Linked DNA regions of Homo sapiens: region 1 is linked to region 2. Evidence: chromatin loops called from intact Hi-C (ENCODE). Cell type or tissue: Caco-2. All regions are shown on one strand.

The links. A loop is a pair of places that touch in the nucleus more often than their neighbours do. Peaks named below come from ENCODE experiments on the same cell type or tissue, not always from the same donor. Only the 100,000 strongest peaks of a DNase experiment are listed, where the experiment ranks them.
Region 1: a loop joins it to region 2, with 23 times the contacts of the local background. A loop is called at or near these places in 1 of 110 quality-filtered maps.

The regions. Positions count from the first base shown.
Region 1 is chr11:17,124,117-17,128,116 of GRCh38, forward strand. The region is part of intron 13 of PIK3C2A (phosphatidylinositol-4-phosphate 3-kinase catalytic subunit type 2 alpha); the gene reads right to left. Among named protein-coding and RNA genes, the nearest start is that of RPS13, 48 kb to the left of the region's middle. In Caco-2, no CTCF peak of the experiment used is centred here; no DNase peak of the experiment used is centred here.
Region 2 is chr11:16,955,164-16,959,163 of GRCh38, forward strand. All of the region lies in intron 3 of PLEKHA7 (pleckstrin homology domain containing A7), which reads right to left. Among named protein-coding and RNA genes, the nearest start is that of SNORD147, 31 kb to the left of the region's middle. In Caco-2, no CTCF peak of the experiment used is centred here; a DNase peak (open chromatin) is centred at 1,838.

The sequences.
Region 1 (4,000 bases), 170 kb after region 2:
TTGAACTCCTGAGCTGCTGGAATTACAGGTGTGAGCCACCACACCGGGCTATAGTCTGTTATGTCTAAGAACCACCCTTACTTCCAACTAGACTTAAGGCAAATCCTGATCATATTATTTCATCTACAAATACTGTTATATATCTCTAAAAAATAAAGTTTCCTGTAATAAGTACAATACCATTATCCCTCCTAAAATAATTAACAATAATTACTTAAGACCATAAAATATCTAGTCACTATTCAAATTTCTCTGATTGTCCCATAAATGATGTTTTTTAAAAACAGTTGGTTTGCTTAAAACAAGATCCAAGCAAGGCCTAACACTTGCATTTGGATGTCTTTTTTTTTTTTTTTTGAGACGGAGTCTTGTTCTGTCGCCCAGGCTGAAGTGCAGTGGCACAATACATTTGGATGTCTTTTTAAGCATCTTTTAATTCAGGGTCAGCAAACTCCAACCTGCCTTTACAGAGTTTATTTATAGCCACATGTAAACAAACTGGCCTTCACACCTGGCTTTGTAAATAAACTTTTACCAGACATAGCCATGCTCATTTGTTAATGTACTGTCTACGACTGCTTTTGCATTTGTGACAGAGTCTATATGGTCTGCAAAGCCTAAACTACTTTTATCTGGCACCCTTTACAGAAAAAGTTTGTTAACTCTTGTTTGGTCTCCTTCTCTTTTTTTCTATTTATTTGTTGATGATACCAGGCCTTTTGTTCTGTAGAATTTTCCATATCCTGAATTTTGCTGGTTATACTCCTCTGGTGTCATTTCACATGTCCTCCTGTATTTTCCATAGAGAAGAAGTTAGACCTAGAGGCCTGATTTGATTCAGATTTAGTTCTTTGGCAAGAATACTTACTATTTTGCAGTTGGTATTGTATACTACTTCTAATTCTATCAAATTAAAAGGTACACACTCTTTGGGTTATCTCTCTGTGATGTTACTATTGATCAGTTTAGTTCTAGTGCCATCAGTTTAAGCCATCAATTATGAAGTTGCAGAAAAACTATTTAATGGTTTTAGGAAGGCATTTTCACAGATTTTAAGGTTTTAAAACAAAAAACAAAAAAGGCGGCACTGATGATCACTGCTTACATCAATGGTTCTCAACTGGGAGTGATTTTCCTTCCAGCAGACATTTGGTAATTTGGAAATAATTTTGGTTGTAAACTGAGGGGGACAACTGGCATCTAATGGGTAGAATCTAGGGATGCCGCTAAACATCCTACAATGCACAGAACAGTCTTCCACAACAAAAAATTATTTGGTCTGAAATGTCAATACTGCCAAGATTGAGAAACCCTGGCCGAAATCTATTATTTCAGCATGGGTTGCAAAATTATAATATTCTAATTCTATCATTCCTTCTGCATCTATTATCTAAAGATTTTCACTGTTTTTTTTTGAGATGGAGTCTCGTTCTGTCGCCCAGGCTGGAGTGTAGTGGTGCAATTTCGCCTCACTGCAAAACTCCACCTCCCGGGTTCAAGCAATTCTCCCGTCTCAGCCTCCCAAGTAGCTGGGACTATAGGCACGAGCCACCATACCTGGCTATAACTTTTTTGTATTTTTAGTAGAGACAGGGTTTCGCCATATTGGCCAGAGTTGTCTCAAACTCCCGCCTTGGCTTCCCAAAGTGCTGGGATTACAGGCATGAGCCACCATAACGGGCTAGCTAAAGATTTTCTATAAAAAAAACTTTGTCATATCAATTACTGCTAGGCATGGTGGCTCACACCTGTAATCCCAGCACTTGGGAGGCTAAGGCAGGTGGATCACTCGAGGCCAGGAGTTCGAGACCAACCTGGCCAACATTGCAAAACCCTGTCTCTACCCAAAACACAAAAATTAGCCAGGCATGGTAGCACACACCTGTAATCTCAGCTACTCTGGAGGCTGAGGCATGAGAATCACTTGAACCTAGGAGGCAGAGGTTGCAGTGAGCCAAGATCATGCCATTGCACTCCAACCTGAGTGACAGAGTGAGACTCTGTCTCAAAAAACAAAAACAAAAACAAAAAAAACTTTGCCACCTCAATTATTTAGTAACCCTCAGAAATAACTGTAAAGGAAAGACAGGTTAACTGCTTAATTCTGTTTATATGCCAGTTTTCAGAAAAATTAGTTAAGAACTCATTTGTGCTGGACATGGTAGCTCACGCCTATAATCTGAGCTACCGGATGGGATCGGATGGCGGGAAGATGGATCACTTGAGGCCAGGAGTTTGAGACCAGCCTGGGCAACAGTGAGACTCCATCTCTACAAAAAAAAAGTTTTTTAAAAAAGAACTCATTTGTTATTAAGGCTGAATGAAATGCCTTTGAGTCATTTGGCTTCAATAATAGTGACCATTAGGTCATATAAGATTGCATCTTCAACAGAAATTATTTCATAAAGAATTTCAAGACTAGGATTACTAATCATTATAACACAGTGGTTAACTCAACTATATTATATACTGTTTCTCTACATGTACTAATGTAGAGAAACAAAGTGTAATAATAATAATCATCTCTCTTAATCATCTTCCCTCTTAATTTCTGAGTATTCCTTGAACGTGAAGTCCTAACATTACCAAGATCGCCTGCACTACTTGGCAGTCTCAAGCTTAATACAATCTATTCACTATTTTAACAGCAGAGTGTTGGATGCAAACTATTTAAATGTCTAGCAGAAGTCAACTGCCCTTCACTTGATAGTCTCTTGAATTATGAAAGAATATTATATCATTTATCTAACAAAACCATTTATTACTAGACAATAAAAGTGGCAAAATGTGATAGTTCTCTAATTATGCAAAGACTCCTGGTGCTTTCAAGAGCAAGAAGGTTTTCAGAATTTATTTATAAAAATTAATGATAATGATGAAATTGTATTTAACTTTCATATAACTGCTCTCTGACACTAATTTATCAAAGACAGTGGTGAATACAATTCTTCACAGTATATAAGCATATTCTGTTTTAGAGTAGTAATGTATTATATTTAGCAAAAGGTTCCTAATACACACCATTAACAGTAATCCCTTCAACTGCCTTTCTTTAGCCTTTGGTAGTTCAAAATTATGTCAGGTATTAAAATCTGAATCCACCAAAATGTAGAGAACAAAAAATCTTATACTGCCTCCTCAAATAGGGGGGAAGCGACTAAAATAAAGAAAAATATTTTTAAAATAAATATGTGTTTTTTTTTTCTTTTGGAGACAGAGTCTCGCTCTGTCACCCAGGCTGGAGTCCAGTGGCGCAGTCTTGACTCACAGCAACCTCTGCCTCCCAGCCTCAAGCAATTCTCTTGCCTCAGCATCCCAAGTAGCTGGGATTACAGATGTGCGCCACCACACCTGGCTAATTTTTGTATTTTTAGTAGAGATGGGGTTTCACCATGTTGGCCAGACTGGTCTCGAACTCCTGACCTCAAGTGATCCACCCACCTCAGCCTCCCAAAATGATGGGATTACAGGTGTGAGCCACTGTGCCCAGCCAATAAATGTTATTTTTAAGCACATGGGAAAAGAATATTTCAAGAACAAATTTGTCAAGTCAGTGTTTTGAACATCCTATTATTGTCAACAGATGATTACTGGCAAATCAAATGGTGTATTTGCCATTTAAGAAGAAAAAGTATTAGATTAGCAGAAATTTTCATTCTCGGTATTTGTTTTAAGTTAAATAGATCTATTATTAAAGCATTTCCCAAACTGTCCCAAGGGACACAAGGTTTCAAAAGATATATTCTAGAACAACAAAAAAGTGTCATGGTATCAACTAAGTTTCAGTATGTTAATATAGGGTAATAGTTCAGAATGTAGACCCTGTAGCCAAACTGCCTGGTTCAAATCCCAATTCTACCACATACTAGCTAAGTGCCCTGGGGAAAGTCACTTAATCTCTGTACTTTGATTCCCCCCACTCCGTAAAAAGGGATAAAATCACCACTTATTTCATAGAGCAGTTGTGAGAAATATAAGGATACCTATGTAGCACTCAGAT
Region 2 (4,000 bases):
ACCCCCAATGAACCCTGATGCTTAGGCTGCAGCAGGCTAACAGGAGAGACTTGCTGAATGAATGAATGGTTTTTCCTGGAGTATTCCTCTGCTACCCATCAACATGGCAACTTCCTACTTATCCTTCAAGGCCCAGTTCAAATATTGCTTCCTATTGAGCATTCCCTTTTCTGTATCCCATGGAATAAACTGCCCCTGTGTCCCTAAAGTGTTCTATACAAATACTCATGAAGATACTTGTTGCCTTATGGTTGTTTACTTACCTGTTTGTCCCACTGAACTGGGCTTAAAGGACCATGACCTACTCATTTTTTATTCCCCAGCATTTAGTATAGTGCCTGGCACCCAGTAGAGGTTCAGTTAGGTGTTTGCGTTAATCAAATAAGTCCACTGCTTTCAGAATAATAGAGGAGATGATGTATATAGTTAAGCTCAGAATCGATGAAGCTTAAAGAAAATAACTGCTTAGATGGAGCTCTAAGTTTTTATTGTTTTTTCCCCTCCAGGCCATGCCAAACATGAGCCAGCAGTCCACAATGGAAGGACAGTGAAGACTACCTCCAGAAAGCTCTAGAATGGGGGCTTGGGGGAAAATGGGATTTTAAGTTCAGTTCTCAGTTATCTAAAATTAAGGCAGGCTTAGTAAAACCACCGAAGGGATCTAAAATGACTGGAGAATGGTTAGAGACCTGGTTATCTAGAAAGAGGGGGATTCTAGAGACCATACATAGTCACTTAAAAAGCAGGGGTGTGCCAGTAGTCCCAGCTACTCAGGAGAGGATCGCTTCAGCCCAGGAGTTTAAGGTAGGCCTGGGCAACACAGCAAGACCCAGTCACCAAAAACAAAAAAACAAAAAAGTTAGGGATGAGTATGGTAAGTGACCACACGCAGTAGCCTAGTTTGTGGAAATATGTTCTTTTTGTACTTTCCACAGGGACCAGGCAAAACAATCATATTCTCTTCTCATAACAGAGCAGCTCAGAGGAGTATGTACGTATGTGTGTGTACACATACGTACCTATTTTGTTTTATTTTTTAGAAACAGGGCTGTGCTATGTTGCCCAGGCTGGATTTGAACTCCTGGGCTCAAGTGATCCTTCCACCTTGGCCTCTGGATTAGCTGAGACTCTAGGCTTGTGCCACCATGCCCAGCCACATGCACGTGTTGAATACTCATTCTGTACCAGGCACTAGCAAGTGCAATTCTGAAGGGGGAAGTAATCCCCCAGGACAAGTTAACACCCACTTAGAGTATGAACCACTTGGTTCCCAGAGGGGAGAAGTACCTTTCCCAAAGTCACATAACACAGCAAAGATAGACTCTCAGTTTAGTGTTCCTCCCACCAGCTAGTTCCATGGCTCTCTCTACTGATTAACAGAACCAGCTAATGGTCCTTCAATAATCCCACGCTCACAATGCCACAGTAAGATTTAAAGATAGCTTGTATTTTAGTTATACCTAATCCAGGTCTGTGACAGGGATAAAGGGAAATCCTCATAGTCCTGGATTCCAAAGGAGGTATGAAGTCTACTCCCGCCTGGGCCCTAATCCACAATCTGTCTATAAAAGACATCTCAGCCAGCTTTATTCTGGTGCTTCCTGCACCTGGATGAGAGACAGGAAGCAGCATATCACACTTACCTGAGGTCTCTGGCGGTTATAATGTTCTGCAAGGACTGGCCAGCCCTGTCAACTCAATCTAAAGCAGTTTAACCAGTCAATGCAAAAGTTACACTGCCTTGAAGAACAGAAAGATAAAGACAGCCCAGATGATCCCAAGGAAAGTGGTAGGTTTAAGTTTTGTGTAATGTGAGGCATTATCACCTCCCCCCGTGGCTTTAGGCGCAGCATTAGTCACCTGCTAAGGAATTGTTCTGATGGATGAGATAAGACTCAGGTAAGCAACAGGGAGCCCAAAGGTTAGTGGCAAGAGCCTTTCATTCAAGGGAAGAAAAAACTAACAAAAAAGGGGTTTACTTCACAACCACTTTCAAACTAAATTCCATGGGGATATTCAAGAATACATGTTCTTGTTAATCTGAGATACAAAAAGAGGTCTAGGCATACAGATGTTCAACACATTATTACTTATGGCATTAAAAAACTGGAAACAATCTCAGTATCCAAAAACAAGGAATTGGTTAGAAAATTCTGGTATATCCATATGACAGAATCTAGCTTTATGATGAGAAGACCTCATGCTGAAGACCCGAGGCTTATTTAAATCGATCAATAAAAGCATATCCAGCAGCCATTAAAAATTATCTCATGTATGATTCCATTTATATGAAATATCCAGAGCAGATAAGTCTACAGAGACAGAAGGTAGATTGGTTGGTTTCCAGAAGCTGAGAGAAATGGGAAAAACTGGCTTAGCAGATAAGGGTTTTTACCTTGGAGTGATGGGACTATTCTGGAACTAGACAGAGATGATGGTTGTAAAACACCATGAATGTGGTGAACACCACTGATTTGTTGACTTTAAAATAGTTAATTTTATATTACATGAATTTTACCTCAATAATTTTTTTCTTTTTTTTTTTTTTTTTTTTTTTTGAGACAGAGTCTCGCCCTGTTGCCCAGGCTGGAGTGCAATGGCACAATCTCAGATCACTGTAACCTCCACCTCCTGGGTTCAAGCAATTCTCCTGCCTTGGCCTCCTGAGTAGCTGGGATTACAGGCATGCACCACCACGCCCGGCTAATTTTTTGTATCTTTAGTAGACACGGAGATTCACCATGCTGGCCAACTTGGTCTCAAACTCCTGACCTCGTGATCGGCCCACCTCGGCTTCCCAAAGTGCTGGGATTACAGGTGTGAGCCACTGTGCCTGGCCTTACCTCAATAATTTTTTAAGATCATATCTCAGCCAGGCATAGTGGCTCACGCCTGTAATCTCAGCACTTTCGGAGGCCAAGGTGGGAGGACTGCTTGAGCCCAGGAGTTCAAGACTAGCCTGGGCAACATGACAAAACCTCACCTCTACAAAAAATTTAAAAAATTAGCTGAGCATGGTGGCACACACCTGTAGTCCTACGTACTCAGGAGGCTAAGGTGGGAGGATCAATTGAGCCCGGAATGCTAAAGCTGCAGTGAGCCATAATCACACCACTGCATTCCAGCCTGGGCAACAGAGCAAGACTCTGTCTCAAAAAAATAAAAATTAAAATAAAAAAGGTCACGCTTCAGAGGAAAACTTTGTATCATAATGCAATATTTATGGGATTTTTTAAGTAAAAACAGAAAAAAGAATATCTGTGTATGCATGATTCCAAGTTGTGGTGAGGAATAATGTGCGTATATGCATGAGAAAGGAAAGACTGGCAGCGTAGACATGCAAACAGCCACAAAGAGTGATTAACTCTGGATGGAGGAATAATTAGTATAGTTTTTACTTTCCATCTCTGTGCTTTTCCTCTGTATTTCCCAAATTTTCTACGGTCTAATATGCATTATTTCTGCAATAAGAAAAAGAACTATTCTGCAAGTGCAAGATATACAGATGTATACATGGAGAATGTAAGACCTCAATAATATTTAAAATGTCCCCAAAATCTAGAAGGAAATATGCTAAAATCGTAGCTATCATAATCCTAGGATGGTAGGATTATAGGTGACTTATTTTCTACTTTGCTAATTGCTCAATTGCACAGCCGATGTAACCAGAGCAAAACATACTGAAAAGAAGAAGAAAGATGAACACTGTAACCCAGAAGCAGAATGGGCAGTACCCATTGGAAAAACAGAAGTGTCAATGCTGGGGTGGGTACAGGCGGGTGGGGGGAAAGAGGCCTAGAGCCCTACCTAAGCCAGGAAGCTCCTTTTGTTTACACTTGCTGGCTGGCCACCTGCCATTGCACCCTTTCAGACGTTAGCCCAGCTTCCCTGACACCACTGTTGTTTCGTTTTTTGTTTTTTGTTTTAACTTTTATTTTAGGTTTGTGGGTACATGTGAAGGTGTGTTACATACGTAAACACATGTCACATGGGTTTGTCG